4 separate regions of the Homo sapiens genome follow, and regions 1, 2 and 4 are each linked to region 3. The links are chromatin loops, found by intact Hi-C in ENCODE. Cell type or tissue: heart left ventricle. All regions are shown on one strand. Region 1 has its middle 14 kb from the start of LINC01180. Region 2 has its middle 27 kb from the start of LINC01180. Region 3 holds the start of LOC105371791 (a long non-coding RNA gene). Region 4 overlaps MEIOC (meiosis specific with coiled-coil domain).

Evidence for each region. Hi-C counts contacts between places; a loop is a spot of excess contacts. Peaks named below come from ENCODE experiments on the same cell type or tissue, not always from the same donor. Only the 100,000 strongest peaks of a DNase experiment are listed, where the experiment ranks them.
Region 1: it touches region 3 in a loop (13-fold over the local background); 98 of 110 quality-filtered maps call a loop at or near these places.
Region 2: it touches region 3 in a loop (4-fold over the local background); 98 of 110 quality-filtered maps call a loop at or near these places.
Region 4: a loop joins it to region 3, with 14 times the contacts of the local background. A loop is called at or near these places in 25 of 110 quality-filtered maps.

The regions. Positions count from the first base shown.
Region 1 is chr17:44,632,391-44,640,390 of GRCh38, reverse strand. No RefSeq gene overlaps it. Among named protein-coding and RNA genes, the nearest start is that of LINC01180, 14 kb to the left of the region's middle. In heart left ventricle, a CTCF peak has its summit at 3,612; no DNase peak of the experiment used is centred here.
Region 2 is chr17:44,619,141-44,627,140 of GRCh38, reverse strand. No RefSeq gene overlaps it. Among named protein-coding and RNA genes, the nearest start is that of LINC01180, 27 kb to the left of the region's middle. In heart left ventricle, no CTCF peak of the experiment used is centred here; no DNase peak of the experiment used is centred here.
Region 3 is chr17:44,529,808-44,537,807 of GRCh38, reverse strand. LOC105371791 (a long non-coding RNA gene) reads right to left here and starts at 1,568. Exons shown (of 3, transcript XR_934779.2): 1 at 1,416-1,568; 2 at 944-1,053. RefSeq lists enhancers at 3,386-3,889, 3,890-4,394. In heart left ventricle, a CTCF peak has its summit at 4,113 (motif pointing left); DNase peaks (open chromatin) are centred at 1,436 and 4,087; H3K4me3 peaks cover 274 bases; H3K27ac peaks cover 1,111 bases.
Region 4 is chr17:44,669,335-44,677,334 of GRCh38, reverse strand. It overlaps MEIOC (meiosis specific with coiled-coil domain), which reads right to left. Exons shown (of 8, transcript NM_001145080.3): 6 at 7,818-7,952; 7 at 3,789-3,969; 8 at 1,534-3,359. The coding sequence ends at 3,139. Among named protein-coding and RNA genes, the nearest start is that of CCDC43, 16 kb to the left of the region's middle. In heart left ventricle, a CTCF peak has its summit at 4,627; no DNase peak of the experiment used is centred here.

The DNA.
Region 1 (8,000 bases), 100 kb before region 3:
CACCTGCCACCATGCCTGGCTAATTTTCTTTGTATTTTTAGTAGAGATGGGGTTTCGCCATGTTGGCCAGGCTGGTTTCAAACTCCTAACCTCAGGTGATCCACCTGCCTCGGCTTCCCAAAGTGCTGGGATTATAGGCATCAGCCACTGTGCCCAGCCAGAAAAATTCAAGTTATTGGAAACATAGAATTACAAAATTTTAGATCTGGATGGGCCCTTGAGAATCATTTGTCCCAACTCTCAAATGTACAGATGAGAATCCTGAGGCTCAGAGAAGTCCAAATCACACAGCTAGTGGTGCCACGGATGGTTCTAGAATTCATGTTTCCTGCAAGGGTTGCCTCCTGGAGAAAGGGATGCTAATAAAGTCATGATTACTTTGTGCTTAATTCTCAGTCTGTAGTAAGGCTTCATAATCTTCTCATAATCTACTCATGTAATCACCATTATAATCATTTATAATTGAGATAATTTCCTAGTACTCAAAACAATGTTGCCATCTTTTGAAAATAATCCGTAAAATAAGGGGCAGAGGGGGATATAGTAAAATTGTTTTTTTTAAAGAGATAAAATGTAAGTTTTTGATACCAACATTTTAAAGCTTATATAGGCAGAGTGAGGTAGCTCATGCCTATAATCACAACACTTTGGGAGGCTGAGGTAAGAGGATCACTTGAGCCCAGGAGTTCAAGACCAGCCTGGGCAACATAGTGAGACCCTATCTCTACAAAAATTTAGCTGGGCATGGTGGCGTGTGTCTGTATTCCCAGATATTCTGGAGGCTGAGGTGGGAGGATTGCTTGAGCTTGCCTGGAGGTTGAGGCTGCAGTGCACCTCTATCACAACATTGCACTCCATCCTGGGTGACACAGTGAGACCCTGTCTCTTAAAAAAAAAAAGCAGCAAATATCTTATTTGTAATAATTTTCTTTTTTTATGCAGGTATTTTGGCATCATATATGTCAGACTCCCTAACTAAGTTAGGCATTTGCCCATAAATTTAGGAACAATTGTCCCGAGTTTCCTCCAATTTCTTTGGTAGGAAGGAGAATGTAAAATATATTAATGCTTTTTCTCACTCTCCTTTGCTCTTTCTCTTTTTTTATATAATAATTTTTCTTGGAGGTGGGAGGTTTTGAGACAGGGTCTCAATCTGTCACCCAGGCTGGAGTACAGGCACATTCTCAGCTCACTGCAGCCTCAACCTCTGGGGCCCAAGCCATCCTCCCACCTAAACCTCTCAAGTAACTGGGGCCACAGGTGTGTGCCACCACACCCAACTAATTTTTGTATATTTTGGAGAGACAGGGTCTTGCCATGTTGCCCAGACTGGTCTCAAACTCCTGGGCTCAAGCACTCCTCTTGCCTTGGCTTCTCAAAGTGCTGGGGTTACAGGTGTGAGCCATCATGCCCAGCCTCTCTCTTTATATATATAACTAGGGTTTTATACCTAGCACATTCGAAGACTTGAGGACAATAAAAGTGGCTCTTCAACATACAAATGCTGGGGACCTTTGAAATAAGACATAAGTTTGTGACTATACCCATAAAAATTTTGGAAATCAAACACATTTTAAAAATTGTGTTCTGTGCCAATCACCTTGTTTTGATCTGCCGCAATCATATTTTTTTTTGTCATTAACAACATGGCTAGCTTCAACCATCAGTTGAATAATTTTATCTAAATTAGTGGATCTCCCACTTCAGCCTACATCAGAATTACCTAGAGCAGGGGTCCCCAACCCCTGGGCCATGGACCAGTCTGGTGGAGGTCCATGGCCTGTTAGGAACTGGGCTGCCCAGCAGGAGGTGAGCAGCAGGCAAGCCAGTATTACTGTCTGAGCTCTGCCTCCTGTCAGATCAGTGGTGGCATTGGAATCTCATAGGAGTGCGAATCCTATTGTGAACTGTGCACGCGAGGGATCTAGGTTGGCACTCCTTGTGAGATCTAATGCCTGATGATCTGGAGTGAACAGTATCATCCCGAAACCATCCCCTGCTCACTGTCTGTGGAAAAACTGTCTTCCAGGAAACTGGTCCCTGGTGCCAAAAAGGTTGGGGACCATTACCCTAGAGCATTTGTTAGAAAACAGATTGGCCCAAATCCCAGAGTCTCAAATTCAATAGATCTCGGGTGGGGCCCCAGAATTTGTGTTTCTGAGGTGATATTGATGTTCCTGGCTAGGGGACTTTGAGAAGTTCTGTTTTAGCCAGGTGCCGTGGCTCATGCCTATAATCCCAGCACTTTGAGAGGCTTCTTGAATGGACTGCTTGAGTCCAGGAGTTCGAGACCAGCCTGGGCAACATAGCCAAACCTTATCTCTACAAAAGACACAACAATTAGCTGGGTGTGGTGGCCCGCGCCTGCAGTCCCAGCTACTGGGAGGCTGAGGCGGGAGCATTGCTTGAGCCCAGGATGTCGAGGCTGCAGTAAGCTGAGATGGTGCTACTGCACTTCAGCCTGGGGGACAAAGTGAGACCCTGTCTCAAAACAAATAAATAAATAAAAATAATGATCTCTTGAACTGAAAATCAAAGTAAGTTATTTGGTATTATGTAGAGTAGGCCAAGACACCAGTATCAAAATGTTTCACTTTTACATAGTGAGACCCCTTCTCTATCAAAATAAAAAGGTGAACTTTTTTTTTATAGGGATGAGGTCTCACCACTCTGTCACACAGGCTGCAGTGCAGTGTCACGATCATAGCTCATTGTAGCCTCGAATTCCTGGGCTCAAGCGATCCTCTCACCTCAGCCTCCTGTAGTTTCTACTTTTTAATGAGTTGTGTTAATATTTTATTGACATACCTATTTATTTTTGTCAATCGAGTGAATTCCACCAATTATGGAGCTGTTTTGGTGTTGTACAGATAAAACCTCCAAATAAACAGGTAGCTGGATGGGACTGGTCCATCCAGTCCCATCCAGCTATAGTTAGATGCAGTTTTGTCTGGTTATTTGTGTGGTTGTTGCACTGTTCTAATTTAAAAGAAAGGAGGACTCCCATCTGATTAGCCTGGTGGAAAGCTATATTCTGTATTGGTTAGAGCTCCTAAATGATCTCCAAAGGGAGTTAAGGGGATTGTGGTGATGTGGTTTGCAGGTCAGCCCACTAGCTATTAAGATCAAACCACGCCTGGAGAGTTTGACTGTTTCTGTTTACTCAGTACTCCCAGGCTCACACTCCTCCTGCCATCTTGGTTATTATTTTTGTTGTTTGAGCTTTCAATTTGGCTTTAGGAAAATGTCAAACATTTGGTGGGGGAGTTGCATGGGTCATGACTTTGACCAGTGCACTATTAGAAAACATTTTCAGGAATTTCTCATGCTGGGAGCAGTACTGAAAAACTAAAATTATATATATATAAATAAAATTATGAACGTATAAAAACTGTATATATATAGTTTTTTAACTTTAATTTCCACTTCTTTCTTAAGTATGGTTTTTACATTTTACAAAGAAAGCACTGCTGGTTGTAGAAAGGTTAAGTAATACACAATGGGTTAAAGAAAAAGAAAAAAATCTCCTAGAGATTGCACCATACTGTTAAAGAAAAGCCTTCAGTCACACACACACAGAGAAACACTGGGCACAATTTTAACTACCACATGGTAGTGGTAAATATCTCCATGAGATGGTGCTCAAAGATTAGTTTTAGTTTCCATCCTGACTATTGTGAAATTACAATCAAAATTTATGTAGGTGAGTTCATGCCCTTTAATGTTCATACACATCTTTGTGTGTGTTTTATTGTATTTAGGGTGATTATAAAATTTCGCCCCTTTGGGGCTTTTGGTCATTACATTGTTTCTTTGGAAAATGTTATAAAAGAGATGAGGAGGACATTGTAATGTGTACCCAATTTTCACCAGACAGTATTTTATGGAAATCTTTCCAAGTTAGAATATACATATATATGATATTTATAATCCTTTTAAAGTCTTTCCTTATTTGAATATTCTGTAATTTATCATTAATCTTCAGATTTAATTGATTTGATTGTAAAATTAATACATGCTTGCTGTAAAACATTTTAAGACAGTACACAAATGTACAAAGTAAAATTTAAGTTTCTTCCCCCATCTTCCCCACCCCCTTCCAGAAGTATTCAGTTAATAGTTTGGAATTATTCCTCCAGACCTTTTTTACCTTTGATACAAACAAAAGTAATATATAGTTGGATATTTATTTATTTATTTAATTTTTATTTTTATTTTTGAGACACAGTTTCGTTCTGTCACCAGGCTGGAGTGCAGTGGCACGATCTCGGCTCACTTCTGCCTCCTGGGTTCAAGCAATTCTCATGCCTCAGCCTCCTGAGTAGCTGGGATTACAGGCATGCACCACCACACGCTGCTAATTTTTGTATTTTTAGTAGAGATGGGGTTTCACCATGTTGGCCAGGATGGTCTCGATCTCCTGACCTCATGATCCGCCCCCCTCAGCCTCCCAAACTGCTGGGATTACAAGCATGAGCCACCATGCCTGGCGGATTTTTAAATTTTAATTTTTTTAAAACAAAAACAGAGTCATAGTATAATGTACTATGATTCTGCAACCTTTTTAACTAACAATAAATATATCATGGTACAAATATCGAGGTATATGGTTTTTTAAATTAATTATTTACCTTTTCTTCTTCTTTTTTTTTTTTTTGAGATTCTGTCACCCAGGATGGAGTACAGTGGCGCACTCATGGCTCACTGCAGCTTCCTTTAGCCTCAAGCTCCTGGGTTCAAGTGATTGTCCCACCTCCGTCTCCCAAATCACTGCGACTATGGGCATGCACCATCACACTTGGCTAATTTTTAAATTTTTCATAGAAATGAGGCCTCACTATGTTGCCCAGGCTGGTCTTGAATTCCTGGGCTCAAGTTAGCCTCCTGCCTCTGCCTCCCAAAGTACTGGGATTACAGGCATGAGCCACCGTGCTGGGCCAGGTGTTTTTTTTAAAATGACTACATCATATCACAGAATATGGAGCAATCCTCTATTGAGGGACACAGGGTTTTTTCCTTAGCTTTCACTTATTATTTTTGTTTACTTGTCTTATTAACTCTGAATGATAAAGTTATAATAGAGTTATAATAGTTGTAATAGTGGGATTTCTGGGTTGAAGGGTAAACTCATTTAAAATGTTGATACATGAGGCTGGGTGTGGTGGCTCATGTCTGTAATCCCAGCACTTTGGGAGGCCAAGGCGGGCAGATCACCTGAGGTCAAGAGTTCGAGACCAACCTGGCCAACATGGTGAAACCCCGTCACTACTAAAAATTCAAAAATTAGCTGGACATGGTGGCAAGCACCTGTAGTCCCAGCTACTCGGGAGGCTGAGGTGGGTGAATTGCTGGAACCCAGGAGGCAGAGGTTGCAGTGAGCCAAGATCGCGCCACTGCACTCCAGCCTGGGCGACAAAGCTAGACTCAGTCTCAAAAAACAAACAAAAAAATGTTGATTCATGAGACAAAATTGCCCTCTAGGAAAGTTATACAATTTTATACCTTCACTAGAAGGTCAGAGAGGGTTGTTTCTTTATCAATCTGTTAAGCAATAGAAACATAGGCCAGGTGTGGTGGCTGACTCCTGTGATCCCAGCACTTTGGGAGGCTGAGGCAGGCAGATCATCTGGAGTCAGGAGTTCAAGACCAGCCTGGCCAATGTGGCGAAACCCTGCTTTACTAAAAATACAGAAATTAGCTGGGTGTGGTGGCATATGCCTGTAATTCCAGCTACTCAGGAGGCTGAGGCAGGAGAATTGTTTGAACCCAGGAGGCAGAGGCTGCAGTGAGCTGAGATGGCGCCATTGCACTCCGACTGGGTGATGGAGTGAGACTCTGCCTCAAAAAAAAAGCAATAGAAACAATATCATTGTTAGTTTTATTTGTATCGTTTTTCTGGATTACTAATGAGGTTAAACATATTTTCATATGTCTATTGACCACTCAGAATTCCTTTCTAAATTATCCATTCTTATTTTCTTTTCATTTTCTTTCTTTTTGCTTTTTTTCTTTTTTGAGACAGTCTTCCTCTGTCGCCCAGGCTGGAGTACAGTGGCAATGGCGCGATCTCAGCTCACTGCAGCCTCCACCTCCCAGACTCAAGCCATCCTCCCACTTCAACCTCCTGAGTAGCTAGGAGCACAAGCACATGCTACCACACCTGGCTAGTTTTTGTATTTTTTTGTAGAGACAGGGTCTCACCACGTTGCCCAGGCTTGTCTCAAACTCCTGGGCTCAAGCAATCCAATCGACCGAGCCTCCCAAAGTGCAGGGATTACCATGCCTGGCCTCCCTGCTGATTTTAACGGTCTTCGTTAGCATATACTAAATCCCCATATAAAAAAAAAATAAAAAGAAACAAACAAAAAAATCCCCATATATATTTAAATCTGCCTCTGGACTCCATTCTTTCCTTTCCTATTTCTGTACCAATCTCATATTGCTTTAATTTGCATAGGTTAAAAAAATTTCTAATATCTGGTAGGGGTACTCCTTTAAAAATTGTTTGTTTGTTTGAGACAGGCTCTCACTCTGTCACCCAAGCTGGAGTGCAGTGGCGTGATTTCGGCTCACCGCAACCTCCATCTCCCAGGTTCAAGCGATTCTTCTGCCTCAGCCTCCCGAGTAACGGGGATTACAGACGCACGTCACCACGCCCAGCTAACTTTTCTATTTTTTGGTAGAGACAGTGTTTCGCCATGTTGGCCAGGCTGGTCTCGAACTCCTGACCTCAAGTGATCTGCCCACTTTGGCCTCCCAAAGGGCTGGGATTACAGGCGTAAGCCACTGTGCCAAGCCAAATAGCTTTTTTAAAATTTTATTTTTACTTCTTTTTTTTTGAGACCAAGTCTCTTTCTGTCGCCTAGGCAGGAGTGTAGTGGCGCCATCTCAGCTCACTGCAACCTGTGCCTCCTGGGTTCAAGCTATTCTCCTGTCTCAGCCTTCAAAGTAGCTGGGACTACAGGCATGCGCCACCACACCCAACTAATTTCTATATTTTTAGTAGAGACAGGGTTTCGCCATGTTGGCCAGGCTGGTCTCAAATTCTTGGCCTCATGTGATCCGCCCACCTCAGCCTCCCAAAGTGATGGGATTACAGGTGTGAGCCACCACACCTGGCCTATTTCTAAATTTCTATGAATTTTTAAATTGAGGTGAAATTGTAGCATAAAGTTAACCATTTTAAAGTGAACAATTCAGTGATATTTAGCACATTCACAATGTCATGTAACCATCACCTCCATCTAGTTCCAAAACATTTCATCGCCCCAAAACAAAACTCTATATTCATTAGGCAGTTTTTCCCATTTCACCCTCTCCACACATTTTTAACACATAAAAAATAAACTTGTTATAAAATCCCAAGCTTCAGGTTTACCAGGTATTAAGGAAGCTTAAAAATCAAGTCCCAGTTCAGAATCATACAGGTTTTCCAGATTTAGATCGTCCTCCGGCAGGGTGTCTGCATCCTCCAAGCATGATTCTACATCCCCAGTAGCCCAAGACTCAATTTGGATTCTGAAAATTTGCTGCTAAATTGCTTTGTGATTCTTCTCAAGTGTCTATGACTTCTGTTGTCTCTTGAACAACCTTGTTTTTGTTGTTGTTAATGTTTTTTGTTTGTTTTTGAGACAGGGTATCTCTCTGTCACCCAGGCTGGAGTGCAATGGTGCAATCGAGGCTCACTGCAGCCTCCACCTCCCGGGCTCAATCAATCCTCCTGCCTTAACCTCCCAAGCAGCTGGGACTACAGGTGCATGCCACCATGCCTAGCTAATTTTTTATTTTTATTTTTAGTAGAGATGAGGTCTCACTATGTTGCCCAGGCTGGTCTCAAACTCCTGGACTCAAGCAATCCTTCTGCCTCAGCCTCCCAAAGTGCTGGGATTACAGGTGTGAGACACTGTGTCTAGCCTTGAACAATCTTGCAAACCCTCTACTTTTTTTTCTTTTCCCCTGCCCACCCATCCATAGCATCTGGCACTGGCTTTGTACCATCA
Region 2 (8,000 bases), 89 kb before region 3:
CTGCCGTCAACCACACCTGTCCAACCCTCTGACACCCTCTGTCCCTAGCATCGTGTTCTCACTTGCCAGAGCACGTCACATTCTTTTTAGTTATTTGTTGCCTTTCTTCAGTGTGACCTCCTTAAGGAAAGTCTGTGTTTGGTGTGTCTTTTATCTCTGTATATCAGAACCTAGCAAGATGCCTGGCGCATATGGGTGCCCAAGATCATAGGCTCAGGAGCCAGGCTACCAGGGCTTGAATTCTGCCTCAGCCATGGCTAGCTGTTGACCTTGAGCAAGTTCATTCACCTCTCTGTATTATGTGTAAATGAGGATAGTAATTAATTGTACCTACCATGTAACTAGTTTGAGGATTAAATTAAATAAAGTGTTTAAAACAATGTTCACCACATAGTAAACACTTAGTAAAGTCTTGCTGGGCTTATTCATTCATGTGTTGGCTCAGTGGATGTGTCTTTAGTACTTACCATGAGTTAGGCACTTGCTAAGCTCAAAAGAGGCACAAATGCAGTCCCTGCCACATGCAACTTCCTATCATTGAATGAATACATGGATAAGTATTTGGTGTGGTACTTGTAGGTTTGTTATATGTTTTGTTAAACAAACTCATATAAATGTTTGAGAATGTGTCCAGCTCAAATATTGAATAATTATGTATCTATTTGGATGGCATAAAACAAGCAATGAAGTGGGGGTAATCCCCTATAAACCTGACAGATGAGCCGGACGTGGTGGCTCATGCCTGTAATCCCAGCACTTTGGGAGGCCAAGACGGGCAGATCATGAGGTCAAGAGATTAAGACCATCCTGACCAACATGGTGAAACTTTGTCTCTACTAAAAATACAAAAATGATCTGGGTATGGTGGCGTGCACCTATAGTCCAAGCTACTCTGGAGGCTGAGGCAGGAGAATCGTTTGAACCTGGGAGGCGGAGGTTGCAGTGAGCCAAGATCGTGCTACTGCACTCCAGCCTGGAGACAGAGCAAGACTCCGTCTCAAAAACAAAACAAAACAAAAAAAACAACCTGACAGATGTAATGGCGATTGGAGCCTGTGGAAAAGCTTGTCCGGGGCAGAGGGTCTTGGAAACCTCCTGCCCAATCTTCATTGTTAATGAGAATGTCAAAAAAAAAGGTTTTTTTTACAAAGCAAAATAATTACTCTCATAGAAATATACAATAATCGTGTCAAAATTTTTATTTAACTCATTAATTAGTGAAGGAACCAGTAAGATGTTACAGTCAGTTCAAAGGACGATCCAAAGAGCAGAGACGTATTTAGGCCATCCAGAATGATGAAATAGGCTGGGCGTTGTGGCTCACACCTGTAATCCCAGCACTTTGGGAGGCTGAGGCAGGTGGATCACTTGAGGCTAGGAGTTCAAGACCAGCCTGGCCAACATGGCAAAACACTGTCTCTACTAAAAATACAAAAATTAGCCAGGCATGGGGGTGCATGCCTGTAATCCCAACTACTAGGGAGTCAGAGGGATAAGAATCACTTGAGCCTGGGAGGCGGAGGTTGCAGTGAGCCACGTTCGCACCATTGCACTCCAGCCTGGGTGAACGGAGTGAGACTCTGTCTCAAAAAAAAGAAAAAAAAAAAAAAAAAGAATGATGAAGTAGCAACCTGGGCAACATAGTGAGACCCTGTCTCTTCCAAAAATTTAAAAAATTAGTCAGGCATGGTGATGTGCACCTGTAGTCCCAGCTACTCAGGAGATTGAGGCTGCAGTGAGCTAAGATCATGCCTCTGCACTCCAGCCTGGGTGACAGAGCAAGACCCCGTCTTAGAACAAAACAAACCAAACAAAAAGAGTGATTAAGTAGGCACGGCACAGTGGCTCACATCTGTAATGCCAGCACTTTGACAGACCAAGGTAGGAGGATCACTTGAGCCCAGGAGTTCAAGACCAGCCTGGGCAACATGATGAGATCCAAAAAATAATCTACAAAAAATTTTATCTACAAAAAATAATTTTAAAAAATTAAGGATGGTGATGCACACCTGTAGTCCCAGCTACTCAGAAGGCTGAGGCAAGAGGATCACTTGAGCACGGGAAGCTGAAGATGCAGTGAGCCATGATCACACCACTGTACTCCAGCCTGGGCAACAGAGCTGTCTCAGAAAAAAAAAAAAAGATGAAGTAAATCTGCTTAATAGATGCTAAATTGGTCAATAACCACTGAGCAATAATCAATTGCATATGCACCAGGCAATTTGCATTTCTATGGACAAGAATTATTTCCATTGATTGGGTGGTAAAATAGCTCGATGACCATAAAACTAGAAAATAACACACAAGGACAGACAATAATCTTTTTGACCATATTGGAGTCTTTCACAACTCTCCTTGAAAAGAAGTTCTGTACTCAGGTATTTCAAGATGACAAGTGCCACTCACCTCTTTCAAAGAGCTTTAGTGTCAGTAGGGAGCCCAGGGCCAACCAAAGAGAGCTGGGAATCTGCCCACAGTCTCAGGCAGGAATAGCCTTTGTCACCTATTCTTCTCCACCCCAGCACTCTGGCTCCTGTCTCCCTCTCTTCCTCTTTCCCATTCCACCACCATGTCCTGTCAAACTGTGCAGGCAATATATTCACCCCTCTACATGGTAGTCACCATTTATTTTATTTTATTTTATTTTATTTTATTTATTTTTGAGACAGAGTTTGGCTCTGTTGCCCAGGCCAGAGTGCAGTGACAGGAGCTTGGCTCACTGCAACCTCTGCCTCCCGGGTTCAAGTGATTCTCCTGCCTCAGCCTCCCGAGTAACTGGGATTACAGATGCACACCACCACACCCAGCTAATTTTTTGTATTTTTAGTAGAGTTGGGGTTTTGCCATGTTGGCCAGGCTGGTCTTAAACTCCTGACCTCAAGTGATCCGCACTCCTCAGCCTCCCAAAGTGCTGGGATTACAGGCGTGAGCCACCGTGACAGGCCTAGCCACCATTTATTGAATATCTGCACATTCTATGTGCCAGACACTTAACATTCATAATATCATTTAATGTTCTTTGTTGTTGTTGTTTTAATTGAGACGAGATCTCACTCCATCACCCAGGCTGGATACAGTGGCGTGATCATAGCTCACTGCAGCCTTGAACTCCTGAGCTCAAGAGATCCTTGTGCCTCAGCCTCCCAAGTAGCTGGGACTACAGGCGTGTACCACCAAACCCGGCTAATTTTTAAAATTTTTTTGTAGAGTTGGGGTCTTGTTATGTTGCCCAGGCTAGTCTCAAACCCCTGGGCTCAAGCAATCCTCCTGCCTTGGCCTCCCAAAGTGCTGGGATTACAGGCACGAGCCACCACACCCAGCCTCATTTAACATCCAAAACTACAAAATGAGGGCTCTCTTTACCTCAAATTACAACATATTTAAATAACTGATGTTCATGAAAGCTGCTGTAAGGGCATCAAACTAGCCAGAGTGGAGCAAAAGTAGTCAGACTCTTAACCACAATACCAGAAATAGCAAGTGGGGTTATTTCTCATGCCAACTGTAATTAATTGGGTGACTACCTGGAGTACTGTGGTGAGATGGATTCTGAAGCATCCTTTTGGCTTAGTGGGAGATAGTGCTGGGATCCACTAGTGATGTCTGCCATGGTCACAGAATCAAAGAATGGAAGGGTAGGCACGCGGGCCAGATTTTTGTCAGGCTTGCTTTGTGTATTGTCTCCTGCATCATCTTCTGAACACCTTACTGATGTTGCTGATGGCAGCTACTCCCTTTAAGGGCTGAATCCTCAGCGTCTGGATCATAATGCTAGTTTTCTAGGTCTTTGCTACTCAAAGTGTGATTCCAACTGCGTTCTGGCCCCTCCTCTACCCTTCCAACAGTGCCATCACCTGGGAGCTTGTTAGAAAAGCAGGATCTTGGGGCTGACCTCATACCTTCTGAATCAGAAGTTGCATTTTAACAAGATTCCCAGGGAATTTGCACATTCAAGTGTGAGGAGCACTGATCTTTTATTTCATTTTTTTTCAGATGGAGTTTTGCTCTGTCACCCAGGCTGGAGTGCAGTGGTGCAACCTCGGCTGACTGCCAACTCCGCCTCCCAGGTTCAAGTGATTCCCCTGCCTCAGGAGAGTAGCTGGGATTACAGGTGTAAGCCACCTCACCTGGCTAATTTTTGTATTTTTAGTAGAGATGGGGTTTTACCATGTTGGCCAGGCTGGTCTTGAACTCCTGACCTCAAGTGATCTGCCCCCCTCGGCCTCCCAAAGTGCTGGGATTACAGGCGTGAGCCACCACGCCCAGCCAGGAGCACTGATCTTGAGGACTGCTTTTTTCAACTGCACCTGCCCCCACCTCAGCAGCCAGAATTATTTTCTTCCAGCAGGGTACTGGCTCAGTCCCAGTCTAAGTATTCCCAGCAGACCCTAACACTTAACCCAATGTTTACAGGCTATTTCGGACTTTGAGACATCCTCCCCAACATTAGAAAAACCCTGCAGAATTCTCTGGCTTTTCCCACTATGGGTGTGAGGGCCTGTGGGCCTGCTGGGCCCACCTCTACAACATGGAATCCTTCCCTGTTTTCGGAGACTCTGCAGAATCTCCCTGGGGCCTCAAGAATGCAGCCCAAACTTTACACTCTAGCCTTTGGGACCCTTGCCCCTTCTCATAGCAGCCCGGGGAATTGGGGTGGAGTTGGACAGAGCAAAGACATGGAGGAGAAATAGTTGCTGAATCTGGGAGCAATAGCTGTTCATTCAATCATTAGTTCAACCAGTGTTTGTTGAAAATTATTGTGTGCCAAGCACTAGTGATATGGCAATGAGTAGAGCATGGTCTCTGCTCTTGAGGAAAGTGGAGCTATTAATATATACAGATCGCCGGGCATGGTGGTTTACGCCTGTAATCCTAGCACTTTGGGAGGCCCAGGCAGGCGGATTATCTGAGGTCAAGGGGTCGAGATCAGCCTCACCCACATGGCGAAACCCTGTCTCTACTAAAAATACAAAAATTAGCCAGGTGTGATGTCACATGCCTGTAATCCCAGCTACTCGGGAGGCTGAGGCAGGAGAATTGCTCGAACCCAGGAGGCGGAGGTTGCCGTGAACAGAGATCACACCACTGCACTCTAGCCTGGCAACAGAGTGAGACTCTGTCTAAAATAATAATAATAATAATATATACAGATCATTGCAATATCATGTGATACAAAAGGCAGACACTAGGGTTGTCAGGAAAAAGAGGGGGCAAGGGCATTCCATGCAGAGAGAACAGTATGGGCAAAGCTGCAGAAGAATGGAAGAATGTGGCATGATCAGGGAGCGGTGAGTACGCATGGGACAGAGGATGAGTATGGGGAAGAGTGTGGCAGGGCTGGTTAGATGGAGGATTTGGGCTGACCCCTGCAGAATTTGGATCTCACTTTGGCTTCCTTGGATTTATAGAATGTGTGTGAGCCATCCAGCCTGCTCTTAGCACCAGAACTTACTTCTATACTGACTCGAGCCAGTCAGAACCAGGAGGCATTTATGCACACACGTGCATGCACACCCCAGAGAACACATCAAAGTCAGACTCCCCAGTCAGTGACTGACTGGGTTTCATCCCTACCGACACCCCCTGTTCACACTAGTGGGAGCAGGAATGGTCAGTTAATTAACTTCCCAGGAAAAACTCTAGGGCAGGACTTTGGGTCTCCTTGACCTGAAAAACGGATAGAAATGGAGAGAGGGCTGGCTACACAGATGTACCAGATCTGCCTGTGTGAATACCTGTGTGTGTGCATGTGGATGGATATGGGTGAGGCTATACCCGCACACCTCCAGGGAAGGGTGTGAAATGGTTGCCTCTAAATCACAGGAGATATAATCCTAATTCCTTGTCAGAGAAAGAAGGATAGACTGTTCCATCGACATCCCTCTGGAGTTCATCCCTCCGGGAAACTTCTTTTGGGGGTCAAAAAGTGAGGAGGGTTTAATGTATAACTTCAAATTCTTTGACACTCCTCCTATTCAGAGGTAAGGTCTGTGTCTCCTTGCCTTGAATCTGGACTACTTTGACCAACTGAATATGGTGGCAGTGACTCTATGTGACATCCAAGTCTAGGTTATAAAAGCCTTTGCAGGGCCAGGTGCAGTGGCTCGTGCCTGTGATCCTACCATTTTGGGAGGTCGAGGCGGGAGGATTGCTTGAATCCAGGAGTTCAAGACTAGCTGGGGCAAAATAGCAAGACCCTGTCTCTATCAAAATTGTTTTAATCAGCTGGGTGTGGTGACGCATGCCTGTAGTCCCAGCTACTCAGGAGGCTAAGTTGGGAGGCTCGCTTGAGCCCAGAGTCTGAAGCTGCAGTGAGCTTTGATTTCACCACTGCTCTCTAGCCTGGAAGACAGAGCAAGACCCTGTCTCTAAAGAAAAAAAAATTTGAGACCAGCTTAGGCAACATAGGGAGACCCTGTTTCTATAAAAATTAAAAAATTAGCTGGACGTGGTGGTGCCCACCTATAATCCCAGCTACTCAGGAGGTGAAGGGGGAAAATTGCTTGAGCCTGGGAGGTTGAGGCTACAGGGAGAAAAAAAAAAAAAAAAGCTCATGCAGCCTCAACCTTGGTCCTTGTAACGCTCAAACCCGTGCCCTTTGAGCTGCCTGAGCTGTCATGTAAGAAGTCAGACTATTCTGAGTTCACTATGCTAAAGAGGTCATATGGAGGTGTTCTGTTTAATAGTTCTAGTTGAGTTAATAGTTCTAACTTTTTTTTTTTTTGAGACAGAGTTTCACTCTTGTTGCCCAGGCTGGAGTGTAATGGCACGATCTCGGCTCACTGCAACCTCTGCCTCCTGGGTCCAAGCGATTCTCCTGACTCAGCCCCCGAAGTAGCTGGGATTACAGGCGCGTGCCACCATGCCTGGCTAATTTTGTATTTTTAGTAGAGATGGGGTTTCTCCATGTTGGTCAGGCTGGTCTTGAACTCCCGCCCTCAGGTGATCCACCCACCTCGGCCTCCCAAAGTGCTGGGATTACAGGCATGAGCCACCACGCCCGGCCAATAGTTCTAACTTTAGCCATGCTCACCAATACAATAGACATGTAGGTGAAACTGTTTTGAATTCTCCTGACCAGCCCATCTGCCAGCTGAATATCATCAAATGTCCTTATCAACACCTTGTGGAGTGTGGAGCGGAAGAATCTCCCCAGCCAAGCCCTGCCCAAATTCCTGACACATAAAATCGTGAGATATAATAAAACAATTGTTGTTTTAAGCTACTAAATTTTGGGGTACTTTGTTATGCAGGAATAGATAACTGAAACAAATGGTAATAATAATTATTAAGCTATCGCTGAGCGCAGTGGCTCACACCCATAATCCTAGCACCGTGGGATGCTGAGGTGGGAGGACTGCTTGAGGCCAGGAGTTTGAGAGCAGCCTGGGCAACATAGCAAGACCTCGTCTCTACTCAAAATAAAAAAAAAAATTGGCTGGGCGCGGTGGCTCATGCCTGTAATCCCAGCATCTTGGGTGGCTGGGGCGGGTGGACCAAGAGGTCAGGAGTTCCAGACCAGCCTGGCCAACATGGCGAAACTCCGTCTCTACTAAAAATACAAAAATTAGCCGGGTGTGGTGGTGGGCGCCTGCAATCCCAGCTACTCAGGAAGCTAAGGCAGGAGAATCGCTTGAACCTAGGAGGCGGAGGTTGCAATGAGCCGAGGTCACGCCATTGCACTCCAGACTGGGTGACAGAGCAAGACTCCATCTCTAAATAAATAAATAAATAAAATTAGCCAGGCGTGGTGGTGCACACCTGTAGTCCCAGCTCCTCAGGACATTGAGGTAGGAGGATTGCTTGAGCCAGGAAGGGTTGAGGCTACAGTGAGCCATGATCAGGCCACTGCACTCCAGCCTGGTGACACAGCAAGACACTGTCCAAAAAAAAAAAAATTAAGTTTATATATGTGGCACTGTTCTAAGTGTTTGACATGTATTAACTCATTTGTTCCTCAGAAGATGAAGTAGAGCTTGCTGGGCACAGTGGCTCATGTG
Region 3 (8,000 bases):
CAAGAAGCCTGTAAGACCAAGAACCCATGGGAAGGAACCAACTCCAGACACACTTTTAACAACCTGTGATGGGCTCTCAAAACTCACATCTTAGGCTGGCGTGGTGGCTCACGCCTGTAATCCCAGCACTTTGGGAGGCCGAGGCGGGTGGATCACGAGGTCAGGAGATCGAGACCATCCTGGCTAACATGGTGAAACCCCGACTCTACTAAAAATACAAAGAAATTAGCCGGGCATGGTGTTGGGCACCTGTAGTCCCAGCTACTCAGGAGGCTGAGGCAGGAGAATGGTATGAACCCGGGAGGCAGAGCTTGCAGTGAGCTGAGATCGCGCCACTGCACTCGAGGCTGGGCGACAGAGCGAGACTCCGTCTCAAAAAAAAAAAAAAAAACCTCACATCTTTGGAACCTGGCCTGACATCTCAGAACCAGGGAGAAAACTGCAGATTGACTCTCAAAGAAGGGGTTCATTGGAGGCCTCAGGTGTTTCTGGAGAAGTAATCACTCATGATTATTTCCTAGGGAATTTGCCTCCCTTTCCCTTCAGAAGTCCCCAGCCATTGTTTGGGAAGAAAAAGTGCCATTTGTTTTTCATTTTTTTGAATTTTTAATTTTTAAAATATTTATATTTCATTTAAAAAAATAGAGACGAGGTCTCACTATGTTGCCCAGACTGGCCTCGAACTCCTGAGCTCAAGCAATCCGCCTGCCTTGGCCTCCCAAAGTGCTAGGATTACAGGCGTGAACCACTGCACCCAGCCTAAAAGTGCCCTATAAATGAAAGAAGGGATGTAAGTTCCCAGCTGGAGGTGAGGGGGTGGAAGAGGTAACTAGGAAAGTGGGAACTGAGGTCCTAGCCGGTGGGAGAGAGGCGCCATCTCGGGCTTCCTCCTCCAAATCTATCCCTGAGGCTTTCAGTACAAGCCTGGATTCCAGTTCCTCACCAGCGCCGGGCGAGGCTGGGCTTCTGGACCCCTGGGACGCTGCCTCATTCAGCTTGCTGAGAAGCTCCGGGTCTCTGGACCTGTGAAGACCTCGTGGCCACCCAGCTGCCCTGGGAGGAAGGAATTGAATGGGGGTCAAGTGTTGGGAGGTCTGGACAGGAAGCAGTTGTGAGCCAAAGGCAGGAAATGCTCCTTAGGAGCTGTCCTCCCACAGCTAACCTCCTCTGAGAAGATTGTTCACCACCCTCCCCTCCAGAGCAAGGAAATGAGGACAGAGGGAGAATGAGCCAGGGGCCCTGCCACTCACTGCCACCTCCCATTCCTGCTCACCAATTTCTGTAGTCTGTCCAGGTCCAGACCCTCCCTAGCCTAAGGTGTCTGGAGCTCCATCTGGCTGACAGCCCCTCTGTCTGGCCCCACAGTCAAGGCCCTCACAGTTTGTGGTCAGCAGGCCTTGTCTCCCTCCACTCACCCAGGAGCACTGGGCACCCAGCCCCACTGCTGGCTGGCCTTGCCTCCCTGGCCTTTGCTGTTTTGGCCTTCGTGTTTCCCTCTGCTCTTCTCCCCAGGGCAGAGTCCCACAAATCTTTAGAAATACAGCTGGAACCTGGAATCCGCTGAGACAGCTTCCCTGAAACTCTCTCCCTCAGGAGTTCCCGCCTCTGAGGTTCCTACACCAAGTTGTTCTCACTTCTTAAAACACAGACCACATGTTCCCCTGCTTTAGAATATTCAAATGATCCTGTCTGTCTTCCACTGAGCTGAGAGTTCCCAGAGCAGCTCTGCCCCACAGAAATAAGATGGAAGTCACAGATGCCATTTAAAATGTTCTATCCAGCCTGGGCAACATAGTGAGATCTCACCTGTTAAAAACAAACAAAAACCTACATAAAAGTTAGCTGGGTACAGTGATGCATACCTGTAGTCCTAGTCCCAATGACTGAGGAGTCTGAGGCAGGAGGATAGATTGAGCCCAGGAGTTTGAGGCTACTGTGAGCTATGGGAAAATTAATTTTTTGAGACAGGGTCTCACTTTGTCACCCAAGCTGGAGTGGAGTGGTGTGAACACAGTTCACTGCAGCCTCAACCTCCTGGACTCAGGCGATCCTCCCCCGCCCTCAGTCCCCACAAGTAGCTGGGATTGCAGGTGTGTGCCACCATGCCCAGCTAATTTTTGTATTTTTTGTAGACACAGGGTTTCACCATGTTGCACCGGCTGGTCTCGAACTCCTGAGTTTAAGCGATCCGCCCGCTTGGCCTCCCGAAGTGTTGGGATTACAGGCATGAGCCATCGTGTCTGGCTAAAATTAATTTTAATAATATATCTTATTTAACCCAATAGATCCAAAATACTATCATTTCCACGTGTAATCAATATAAAAGTTGTTAATGCTATATTTTACATTTTTTTCAAAAAGTCCTTAGAATTCAGTGTGTATTTTGCACTTTCAGCACATCTCAACTTGGATTAGTCCTGTGCTCTACAGTCATGTGGCTGGTGGGTAGTATATTAGCACAGTTCTAGAGAACAGGGATGGAGCCCTGTGTCTATACTTACATTAAGTCCAGATAATGTCTTGTTTAAAAAGCCCAGTTGTTTGGCCAGGCATGGTGACTCACACCTGTAATCCCAGCACTTTGGTAAAAGGTGAAAGATTTATACGATCTGAAGAGAAACCAGACTATACTCCCAGCACTTTGGAAGGCCGAGGTGGGTGGATCAGCTGAGGTCAGAAGTTCGAGACCAGCCTGGCCAACATGGCAAAACCCCGTCTCTACTAAAAATACAAAAATTAGCTGGGGGTGGCTGGGCGCAGTGGCTTACGCCTGTAATCCCAGCACTTTGGGAGGCTGAGGCGGGCAGATCACCTGAGGTCAGGAGTTCGAGACCAGCCTGGCCAACACGGTGAAACCCTGTCTCTACTAAAAATACAAAAAAATTGCCAGGCATGTGGTGGGCACCTGCAGTCCCAGCTACTCAGGAGCCTGAGGCAGGAGAATCGCTGGAACCCGGGAGGCAGAGGTTGCAGTGCGCTGAGACTGCACCATTGCACTCCAGCCTAGGCAACAGAGTGAGGCTCTGTCTCAAAAAAAAAAAAAGCCCGATTGTTGGAATCAGACTGCTTGGGTTTGAACACTGGCTCAATCACTAGCTGTGTGACCTTAGACATGTCCCATAACCACTCTGTGCCTTAACTGTCTCCTCTGTAAAACAGGCCTAACAACTCTCATAGAATTGCTGTGAGGATTAGGTAAAGAACTTAGATCAATGCCTGGCATACAGTAGGTGCTCACTAAAGGTTGGCTGTCTTCATCTTTGCAGGATGCTAACCTTGGCCCAAAACAATCATTTATTTATTTATTTATTTATGACAGGGTCTCTCATTCTATCACCCAGGCTGAAGTGCAGTGGGACGATCTCAGCTCACGGCAACCTCCACCTCCTGGGCTCAAGAGGTCCTCCCACCTCAGCCTCCTTAATAGCTGAGACTATAGGCACATGCCACCATGCCTGGCTAATTTTTAAGTTGTCTGTAGAAAAGAGGGTCTCACCACATTGCCCAGGCTGGCCTGAAACTCTTGGGCTTAAGCCATCCTCCTGCCTCCCAAAGTGCTGGGATTACAGGCCTGAGCCACCATGCCAGGCCTCTTGCCCCAAACAATCGTTTGCTGGAAGATTAAATGAGAAAAATAGTGCTTTGCCCTCCAGCCGATTGAGGCAGAAGTGAGAGCTGGGTGGGGCCAGTGAGTTTTGTCTGGAGAAGTTGGAATAGGATGGAAGAGGCGCAGGCTGTGGGTGGCGGGAGGCTCTCTGTAGGGCGAGATGGAGGTTTACAGCTGGGCTGCCACGGAATTTGGAAACTAACATCAGCATAAGGCCTGGATGATTCATTGCTGCAGCGAAGCTTCTGGGGTTCAAAGAAGGAAGGTCTAGAGGGCTGGAGCCTGCAGAAAACGCTTCAAGGAGCAGCGTGAGGTTTGAAAAGCCAGCGAGCAGCGGGTGATGTGGAGCTCCAAGCTCATTGCTTGGAGAAAAGGGCTGGTTGGGACAAAGGGTCTGATTGGAGTCAGGCCCGCTGCCTCTGGCGGGTGGCCTCCCTCGCTAGCGGTAGGCCTCGCGGGAGAGGGGAGCATCTGAGGATTGCATTTTAGGGCCACAGCGCCCTCTGCTGGACATGGGGACCTGGGGCAGCAGCACGAGTGGGAGCAGGTGACAAAATGTGCGGGAAAAGGTCTGTGCCAGATAGGGTCCTTCCCATTCCCAAGCACCCCTAGGAGGATCACACGATTGGAATCCCTTAACAAGTATAGGAAGTTTATAGAAAATGAGCAAGTCTTGAAGTGTAGCCACCTATTGGTTCATCTTTATTTGCTCACAGTTGGTGTAGATGAACGTGTACTACATTGAGTTTATTTCATCTCGTAATCCTTTGGAGTTATAGGACTGTGGGTTAGAGGCAAATAATAATAACAGCTAATGCTTGTATAGCCCTATGATGTGCCAGGTGCAATTTTATATTATTTTACAGATGAGGAAACTGAGGCACAGAGAAATTTAAATCACCAGCATAACATGACATAGCTGACATAGAAGAGCCAGTATGACTGCAGAGTGTGTACACAAAACCACCACTTCCTACTATTTCTCTGAAATAATCAAGGCCATTTTCCCCTTTACATGAGGTATGGTAAGTCCTGGGTGCTCCATGAATCTAGACCTTCCTAGTTCTGTTCCTGATTCTCAGACCGCTGCTAATTTTTTTTTTTTTTTTTGAGACAGGGTCTTGCTTGATTGCCCAGGCTGAAGTGAAGTGGCATTATCTTGGCTCACTGCACCCTTGACCTCCCTGGCTCAAGCAATCCTCCTGCCTTAGCCACTCGAGTAGCTACAGGCGTGTGCCACCATGCCTGGCTAATTTGTGTATTTTTTTAGGGACAGGGTTTTGCCATGCTGTTCAGGCAGGTCTCGAACTCCTGAGCTCAAGCAATCTGCCTGCCTCAGCCTCCCAAAGTGCTGAGATTACAGGCATGAGCCACAGCTCCTGGCTTAAAGAATTTTTTTTTTTTTTAAGTCAGGGCTGGCTGGGCGCAGTGGCTCACGCCTGTAATTCCAACACTTTGGGAGGCCAAGGCGGGCAGATCACTTGAGGTCAGGAGTTCGAAACCAGCCTGGCCAACATGGTGAAACCCCGTCTCTACTAAAAATACAAAAAAATTCGCTGGGCGTGGTGGCATGTGCTTGTAATCCCAGCTACTCAGGAAGCCAAGGAAGGAGAACTGCTGGAACCTGGAAGGCTGAGGTTGCAGTGAGCCAAGATCGCACCACTGCACTCCAGCCTGGGTGACAGAGCAAGCCTCCATCTCAAAAAAAAAGTCAGGGTTGACATTTATTGGTTTGTCATGCATGTCGGGGAGAAAAAGCCATCTCTTTTCTTCACCCATCACAAGGTTCATAGCTGACACCACTATAATAAAAGACAGATTAACAAAATAAAAGCATAACAAATTTACTTAACCAAAGTCTTATGTGATATAGGAGGCTTCAGAAATGAAGACCAAAGACCTAGGGAAAATAGTATATTTTTATGCTGAGTCTGAAGAAAGAAATGGATAGCTGTGGAAAAACATGATTAGAGGAAAAGGGGTATGATCTGATGGAAATAAACTGGGAGAGAACTCAGGAAGACCTATCTTTTCAGGTTCTTTTTTTTTTTTTTCCCGAGACGGAGTCTTGCTCTGTCACCCAGGCTGGAGTGCAGTGGCGTGATCTCGGCTCACTGCAACCTCCACCTCCCGGGTTGAAGCAATTCTCTTGCCTCAGCCTCCTGAGTAGCTGGGATTACAAGCACCCGCCACCACACCCAGCTAATTTCTGTATTTTAAGTAGAGACGGGGTTTTACCATGATGCCCAGGCTGGTCTTCAACTCCTGACCTCATGATCTGCCCACCTCAGCCTCCCAAAGTGCTGGGATTACAGGCATGAGCCACCGTGCCCAGCTTTTCAGGTTCTTTTTGTGTGCGTGTGCCTCTATATGACTTTCCTTCAACCTCCTCCCCCACCATTCCCCAGGTATGGTGCAGAACATCTGTCGCATGTGGGTCTTATGACCTAATTTCAGAGGAGATAGGTCAGAGAATTATTTTATAGATAGTGCTCACACAGAAAGGCCAGAGAAGGTCAGTGTGACCTCTGGAGGCTGAGGTGGGAGGATCGCTTGGACCTAGAAGAGTGATCGCCAAGGTACCATGTTTTGGGGTACTGTGTCCTGCACCCTGTCAGGAACTAGATATGTGGCATGCACTGTGCCGAGCACACTGTTGGATTGTCTCACTTAAGCCCAAGAATGGCCCTGTGAGACGACTATTATTATTTTCCTTCTTTGACTAATGGAGAAGTGTCCAGGCATGGCTTAGCTGGGTTCTCCACCCAAGGACTTGTGAGGCTGCATTCAAGGTGTTGGCTAGACCATGGTCTCATCTGGAGCTTTGACTGGAAAATGTGCTTCCAAATTCATTCAAGTTGTTGGCAGAATTCATTTCCTCATGGGTACAGGACCAAGGGTTCCAGCTTCTTGCTGGGTGTTAACTGAAAGTGAATCCTTTCCACGTGGGCTTTCCCAAGGTATCAGTCGGGGTCCTTCAGAGAAACAGTAGGATGCAAACATACAAACACAGCAAGACATTTATTCCAAGGAACTGGCTTATGCAACTGTAGGGGCCCGCAAGTCTGAAATCCACAGGAGACTGGCAGACTGGAAACTCTCAGGCAGGAGCTGATGCTGGAGTCTTGTGGCAGAACTTCCTCTTCCCTTTCTTAGGGAAGCTTTAGTTTTGTTCTTTAGTCCTTTCAACTGATTGGATGAGGCCCATCCCCGTAGTCGAGAATAATCTTTTTTTTTTTTTTTTTTTGAGACAGAGTCTCGTTCTGTTACCCAGGCTGGAATGCATTGGTGTGATCACGGCTCACTGCAGCCTTGACCTCCTGGGCTTAATTGATCCTCCTGCCTCAGCCTCCTGAGTAGCTGGGACTACAGGTGCACACCACCACATTTAGCTAACTTTTGTATTTTTTGCAGAGATGAGGTTTTGCCGTGTTGCCCAGGCTGGTCTTGAACTCCTGCGCTCAAGGCATCCTCCCACCTCGGCTCCCAGCTGAGATTACAAGTGTGAGCCACTGCACCCAGCCTGTTGAAAATAATCTTTATTTATGGTCAACTGATTGTGGCTATTAACCACATCTATAAAATACCATCACAGCAACACCTAGATTAGTGTTTGATAGAATAATTGGGACCTACAGCCTAGCCAGGTTGATGCATGAAACTAACCATCACACCCAACCTGGCTGCTCGCTTCACTAAGCCAGCAAGGAGAGTCTCTAGAGTGAGTTGGCCAGCAAGGAGTCTTATAAAATGTAATGAAATCGAGTGACATCTCATCCCTTTTGCCATATTCTATTGGTTAGAAGCAAGTCATGGAGCCAGGCACAGTGGCGGCATGTGCCTATAATCCCAGTTACTTGGGAGGCGGAGACAGGAGGACCGCTTGAACTCAGGAGTTCAGGAGTTCAAGACTAGCCTGGGCAAAATAGTGAGACCCCCCATCTCTTTTTAACAAAAAAAAAAAAAAAAAAGCAGCAAGTCATGGGTCCCACCCACAATCAAGGGAGGGGATTTCATGATGGTGGTGAATGCCAGAAGGTAGAAACATCTGTCCACCACAGAAGCTAAGGTTCAGGGAGCTTAGGAAGAGGCCTAGGGTCACGGTGGTGGTAAAACCGGTGGCCTGTTAATGGCCCTGCTGGAAGAGGCCCCTGTCCTGTTCCCTGCTGGTTGCACTTCCTTATGCTGACTCAGGTGTGTGCTGAGGTTCCTGGCTCTCTCCCACACTCCTTAGACAACTCAGCCTTTCCTAGGTTCCACTGTCACAGATAGGTGAGGTTTAAAGTTCGCTTACTTCCTTTACTTACCTTCCTCTTGGATCCTAGAACACTAACTTCATTACATCATTTATGTTGTACATTCTTTTTTTAACCTCACTGGACACCATTACTAC
Region 4 (8,000 bases), 140 kb before region 3:
TAGCCCTATAACTTATATTCCACTAGTGGAAGCTCTTCCTGGAATCCATAAATCCTCTTTCTCAATTTTCCTTTTTGTGAAGTAGGAATTAGATCAGAAAGATTAGCATGTTTTTTGGAACATCAGGAAATTGGCTTAGAGGTCCTTACTATTACAGTCTTAGTCCTTTATGTGGTGGTAGCGATAGGGTATGATAGAGCCTATTTTAATTTAGTAATCCTTATTTTGGGATTTTGGGTTGTTCTCACCTTGATTTTTGTCACTGAAGGAGTCAGGTTATATCCACGGTCCCCTGAAGGGTACTTGTTTCAATTTGTTAGTAGTCAGTTCTTTCTTCTGGGACTCTGCTATGTATGTCACAGTTAAGTATACTCTCAAACTAATGCTTAAACAGAAAATAGAGGATCAGCTCATTAGGCTTTGAGTTTAGTTATCCACTTGACTCAGGTGCTAATAAATCCTTTACGTCTAAAATGTTCAGTATTGCAAAGGGCATATTTTTTTTGTTTGTTTTTTGAAACGGATCACTCTGTCACCCAGGCTGGAGTGCAGTGGCGCCATGTTGGCTCACTGCAACCTCCACCTTGCGGGTTCAAGTGATTCTCCTGCCTCCCCCTCCCAAGTAGCTGAGACTACAGGCGAGTGCCACCACACCCAGCTAATTTTTTGTATTTTTAGTAGAGATGGGGTTTCACCGTGTTAGCCAGGATGGTCTCGATCTCCTGACCTCGTGATCCACCCGCCTCAGCCTCCCAAAGTGCTGGGATTACAGGCGTGATCCACCGGCACCCAGCTGCAAAGGGCAAATTTTAAACAACCATATCTTCTATGGTAAGATTGAGTTTTAGGCCAGATTTTGGATTTCAGTCATAAATTCTCAACCCTCTAAAACTTTATAGTAGCAGATTATTCAAGTGAGAAGGACACTGATAACAACTCAAGGTAATTTTGCTTTTTCCATTAAAAAGAATGAGTACACCAAGTTCTTTCAGATTAGAAATGGCGGGAGCATCAGTTTTATCAGTTTCACTGCAAATTTTGTAAAAGTTTTATAATGTTTTCATAGGTTGTAATTCAGAAGTACAATGTTTTATAGGTTGTAATTCAGAAATACAAGTACATAAGAACCATCTGTTAGAGGATATGCCACTGAAAGGGACAACCGACTAATTTAAAAATTATCTATTGGGTGATATGATTAACAATATTTCAAAGAATTTTTTTAAGTGTTTGGTTCTTATTAACGGACTGGTATTTCATTTCTGACCAGTATCATGTAAAAGCTTCCCTAAAATTTTTATTCTGGTTTACACGGATTAGCATAAAGATAGAGCAAAAATTTCATCTTTGAAGGAGATCTGGTTAGATCCATGGATATCTGAATGGCATTGATTTATAAACCAACATTATTACTTGTGCGTTAATAATGAAATCTAAAACTTAGTATAAGTTCTTAAATGAAATTCATTTGACTTTCTGATATGAGTGACTCTTAAGGTTAGAAACATATGAATTTAGAAAAATGAAACCAAATGTTTTCAACAAAGTAATTTATTTTTTTCCTGAGACTAAATTCAGTACAGTATTTGTTTTTATAACATCCAACATGTCTTATGTTAAACTTAACCACTTTCTATGCAGTGACTGTGGTGAGATGATCTATTTTATTTGACTACCCTCAATGTAATTCATTTGGGTAGTTCTAAGGCATATCAGTGATCAAAATGTTTCTCCCTACAGTTACTCTTGCATTCTCAATCAGTTTCTTCTGCACATCATCTAAAGAAAATTTATGTGGTATGATTACACTCTTTTTTTTTTTAATACCAGAATTTCTAAAACTAAGAAAAACACTAACATTTAAAACATCAGTGTTTCTAGTCAAGGATATTTCAATTAAATTTCATCAGTACATTATAGTTTAACTCATGCTAGAAATGTTAAAACCCAAGATCTTCTGAGTCACATAATACCAACATTTCATATTAACGAATAAATTACTCAAGTTCTATACAAAGATACTAAGTGATGAGAAACAGAAAAAGTTAAGCTTTCAATAGTTTTAAAAAAATACAGAAGCAAACTAATGAACACAACTACGCAAAATATAGGCTAACCAATTGCAAGCTAAACTAGTTAGAGATTAACCTTTAAAAAATACATTTTAGAACTTAGAAGCAAACTAATGAACACAACTACACAAAATATACACTAACCAATTGCAAGCTAAACTAGTTAGAGATTAACCTTTAAAAAAATACATTTTAGAACTTCGTGACACCCTCATAAAAGGCAGCAAACTAAGGGTATTAAAACAGTAGTCATTATTTCAGTTACTGTGCATCAAGTCTAAAAGATCCAGATAAAGGGAATGTTTTGTGATTCAATTTAAATAACTTTAAAATTGGAAACATTTAACAATTGATAATATAATTAAAATTTAAAGAATATACACAAATGATCTGAATAGGTTTTATATTCAGTAACTTGCATGGTTTTTACACTGACACTTTTATCATTAATTTAGGAGAATCAGATGCATTTCCCTCCATATACCTAGGCATTAAGATTCCAAATTTATAAATATGGTAGTATAGTATTTTAAATATTAAGTTTGTACATGAATATTGGGTTTATCCGTATTTTCCTTTGTTTCCCAGGTATTATCCAGTTTTGTAAGGAAAACACTTTGATATCACAATCAAAACTTGTCTTGGTTACTAGGCTGTAGCCGTAATTGGGTTACAGTCACTTAGATTCATTATTTGGAATTATACTTAACTAAGACAAACCTAAATGAAATTTATCTCCTAGAAGAATTTCACATTTGCATTTACCTGCATGGCAGAATGAGTTTAAGCACATTTTAGCTGTTAGGAAATATTTAATTTACTTAAACTTGTTATCTGACTACTCAGAACTCTGAGTAGTCAACTGTACCTTTGCGTTTACTTAAAACTATATCGGATTCACTTCAAATAGAAGATTTTTAAATAGAAGTTAGACTTCATTAAGGTACTGGTATTAACTTTAAATCTGAAAGAAAACATACTGAAAGTTTGACAAGTTCATTAAAACATTTTTAGCATGTCTTGGTATATTTATCAGCTTTTTATTCTTCTTTCTGCTGGCATTTCCTTAATGTTTGTTTGTTTCACCTCTCTGGTTCATTGGATTGCTACTATTTATGCTTTCATGGACTTTATCTTCACAGTTTACTGTATCTTGTAAAGGCTTTACCACATCAGCTGTACTGGCTGTTTTTGGCAAGGTCATCTGCAGTGCACACCACAGGGCAGTGCGTGTTTTCCGAGTAGCCACACACATCTCTTTAATTGCAGAAGCAAGGGCAAAAACATCTGTAAAATAAACATTCAGGGTCATTTCATATTAAATGCCATTTAAATATCTGTTAAATCTTACAAAACCCAGTGCTTTTGCTACTAAATGATCAAATGTTATTTTTGTAAAAAAAGGATAGTTATTGATTGAACCAAAGTCCTGTCCTTTATCATTAAAATATTTAAAAGTATTGATACTTTATTTCTGACTTGTACAATAGTGACTATAGTTTGAGTAGAACACAGACTGTCTTGAAACAGTTATAACAGACAAAATTAATAAAATGGAAATACTTTTGGAGTAAATAATGTGGAGATTATTTACCAATTTATTCTGTAGGTAAGTGTTAATTTTAGAAATCTAATCTTTCAACCTCAGAATCTGATTTTATCAATACCTAAATTATCACACTGACTTATCACAAGAATATGCATTAATATTTGTACCTCTGTCATCTTGGCATCTAGGAACTCCTTGCCTTTGCCGATTGGAAGCATTAACAATTTCATCCTTTCTACGTGACTGTACAATGTGAATAGACTCCAAGTGTCTATCAAGAGCAGTAGAGATACTGGCATGAAGAAGAGAACTCCGAAGACGTTCCATTTTGCCTAGTAAAGTCACAACCTGAGGGAAGCATTTTAAATTTTGATAAGACATGTCCTGCCATTAACTTAAGTAAAAACAAATCTTCAGTGAAGCAGAATAGAGATGACAGCAATAATATTCATTCAATAAATCAAAGAATGCTTACTGTGTCCTGACACCATGCTGGGGGAAACAAAAATGGAAAGTGTTTTCTATCTACTTGTCTATGTTAATTCTAAAAATATGTGGTAGTTGATTACTGAAAATAAGCATCAATGAAAATGTTAAATATTCAAACATTACCATGTCATTAACTGCAAATACAAGATCTGATACTGTTTTTGACAAATAAGAGACCAGCCTGCAAACAGCATTGTTAGGAAGTATTGTAATCTAATGGAAAAAGTTTTGAGCTAAAAAGAGAAGTACTTGACTGATTAATCCTGACCTCAACAAGTCTTTAATTTTTCTGGGCCTCCAATGTTCCCTTTTTGGAAATCAGAAATATTCAGATAGTAATACTGACTAGTGATAGCTTTAAGGAATCCATAATACAGAAAATACTGATTTAAATTTACATTAAAACAATACAAAATGACTCCTGTAACTGTCAAAACTGCTAAAGAAAATTAGGATGCTTCTCAATCCTCTGGATGATGAAACTTAAAAAAGGGCACTGATATATTAGGTCAGTAGGGGGAGTATGTTTCATATGCCTAACTTGTTTCAAATTCTAAACTTGGAAAGTATATGGAAAGAGAACTTTTTGAATAATTGCAATTTGAAGATCAAGTAAATACAGTAATTGTCTTTGGGAATTAAATGATTTAACAATTGATAGCAGAACTTGGTGTTCACTGATTGGAGAATATAGGGGGAAAAAGCTTCTCAAGAAACCAATGGCACTGGAATTAATGTTTCTCTAACCTCAAACTCGTATTAAGTTTCTTCATAATAAGTCTATTCCGTATGTTAAATATTTTCCTCTCAACTGTGTATCAGCCAGATCCTTCAGGGGAAAACAAAACACACACAAAAAAACCTCCAGGGAACTACTAATTATTTTTAAATAAGACAATAATTTTGAGCAAATGATAAAGAGTAAAGAAATGTGCAAATTGGGGCTGGGCACTGTAGCTCACACCTGTAATCCCAGCACTTTGGGGAGGCCGAGGCGGGCGGATCATTTGAGATCAGGAGTTCGAGACCAGCCTGACCAACATGGTGAAACCCTGTCTCTACTAAAAATACAAAAAATTAGTCGGGTGTGGTGGTACACACCTGTAATCTCAGCTATTCAGGAGGCTGAGGCAGGAAAATCGCTTGAACCCGCGAGGCAGAGGTTGCAGTGAGCCAAGATCTTGTCAGAGTGAGACTCCATCTCAAAAAAAGAGAAAAGTCTGCACAGGTGATTTTTAAATAAAGTTTAAAAAATATTTTTTTTTCAAAATTCTACAAAGCTAGCAAACTAGAAAATAGTAATTTTTTTTTTTTCTTTTGAGACGGAGTCTTGCTCTGTCGCCCAGGCTGGAGTGCAGTGGCGCGATCTCGGCTCACTGCAAGCTCCGTCTGCCAGGTTCACACCATTCTCCTGCCTCAGCCTCCCGAGTAGCTGGGACTACAGGCGCCTGCCACCATGCTCGGCTAATTTTTTATATTTTTAGTAGAGACCGGGTTTCACCGTGTTAGCCAGGATGGTCTTGATCTCCTGACCTTGTGATCCGCCCACCTTGGCCTCCCAAAGTGCTGGGATTACAGGCATGAACCACCACGCCCGGCGAAAATGTAATTTTAAAATCCTCTGTTAATGAAATAATGTTGCTAAGTATAGATAAAATGAATTTTTTTTTTTTTTTTGAGACAGGGTCCCACTCTGTCCCAGGCTGGCATGCAGTGGTATCATCTCAGCTCACTGCAACCTCTGCCTCCCAGGCTCAAGTGATCCTCCCACCTAAGCCTTCCGAGTAGCTGGGACTATAGGCACATGCCACCATGCCCAGCTAATTTTTGTAAAGAAAATAAAATTATTATAACAGGCATAAACATATCCTTCTAAATTAATGTGAAGCATAAGCAAAGCTGGGAAAAGTATATCACTATCCACAGTATGTCATCCTTCATTTCCTAGAAATGTATTACTGAGATAAAGAAATTTTAATTTGGAAGTTTTTTTTTTTTTTAAATAATAAAAGATTGAAGTTTTTATTAACATCTGGCTGTACCTCATATGTTAGGCTCTGAATGTACCATGGATAAATTCCATTGTACAGATTTACAAATTTGACCCATGTTGATTTTTCTAATTCCTAAAATGGTTTTATTCAATAAAAGAGGTAATCCGTTTTGCTGCATTTTTTTTTCCCAGGAAGAATCTTTATCAAATTTTATTTGGAAAACTAAGTTTTTAAGAGAGGAAGGTCAAAAAAGGAAAAGTTTACCTACCCTAAGTTGCTTAGAAAATTCTGAAATTATAAAGAATAGGAATAATCATTAAATTACAAAATGACTTAACGAGGATTCTTTACAACATTTGACTTGAAGTCATATCCTACTTCGCCAAAACAAAAGTATTTTGTTGACTGGTGGTGGCTCACACCCAGCACTTTGGTAGGCTGAGGCAGGTGGATTGCTTGAGCTCAGGAGTTTGAGACCAACCTGTGCAACATGGCGAAACCCTGTCTCTATAAAAAATACAAAAATTAGATATGTGTGGTAGCGTGCATCTGTAGTCCCAGCTATTTGGGGGCTTAGGCAGGAGGATCTCTTGAACCCAGAAGGTCAAGGCTACAGTGAGCATAGATCATGCCACTGCACTCTAGCCTGGGTGACAAAGTGAGACCCGCCTCAAAAAAAAAAAAAAAAAAAAGGAAAGATAGTAATTCCCTATTAAGTTACCATCTTATGTAAGCACAGCTTGCTCATCAAGCTGGAAAACAAATGTGACAAAGAAATGAGACTTTCTCCATAAATAATACTCAAAATGATTTTTGCTTTTTAAAAAATTCTTTCAGTTGAGGATTAGCTCCACTGCCAATTTGAGCTTCAAGAGGAACCATTTAAATTACGAAAATTACTTTTAAAATGATTGAGTGGGACTATTTTCCCGTTCCTTTTTCTTTTTTTTTCTTTTTTTTTTTTTTTTGAGACAAGATCTTGCTCTGTTCCCCAGGTTGGAATGCAATGGTGTGGTTATGGCTCACTGTAGCCCTGACATCCCAGGCTCAAGCTATCTTCCCACCTCAGCCTCCTGAGTAGCATAAGCATGTGACACCATGTCCAGCTAATTTTTAATTTTTAGTAGAGACAGGATCTCCCTATGTTGCCCAGGATGGTCTCAAACTCCTGGGCTCAAGTGATTCTCCCACCTCCACTTCCCAAAGTGCTGGTATTACAGGTGTGAGCCACTGCACCCAGCCCCTTTCCTAAATATTATAGTTCTAGGACCAAACATGAAAAAAATATATTTCAGAGAGTTAGATGTAAATGTGATTTAAAAACCCTTCAAAGCTCTAAAACTTGATGAGAGTTTTATTTATTTATTTATTGAGATAGAGTCTCGCTCTGTCACTCAGGCTGGAGTGCAGTGGCGTGATCTTCACTCACTGCAACCTCTGCCTCCTGGGTTTAAATGATTCTCCTGCCTCAGCCTCCCAAGTAGCTGGGACTACAGGCGCATGCCACCACCCCCAGCTAATTTTTGTATTTTTAGTAGAGACGGGGTTTCACCATAATGGCCAGGCTGGTCTCGAACTCCTGACTTCAGGTGATCTGCCCGCCTCGGCCTCCCAAAGTGGTGGGATTACAGGAGTGAGCCACCACGCCTGGCCTGAAACTTAAAAAAAATTTAACAAAAAATCCATCCACTGTTATCTATTTTTACAGCTTACTCTGGCTAGTTCTCGAAGTTCATCCACAATTAAGCGATCAACTCTAGATGGGTTGGAAGTCAGCCTTGGAACTGGAGTGTTGTTAGTACTGGATACTTTTTTTCCAGGATAATTCTTGGCAAGGGCTAATTCAGTCTGTAAAAAATTACATACTTTTTAGATGTAGAATTTTCTAAATATGAT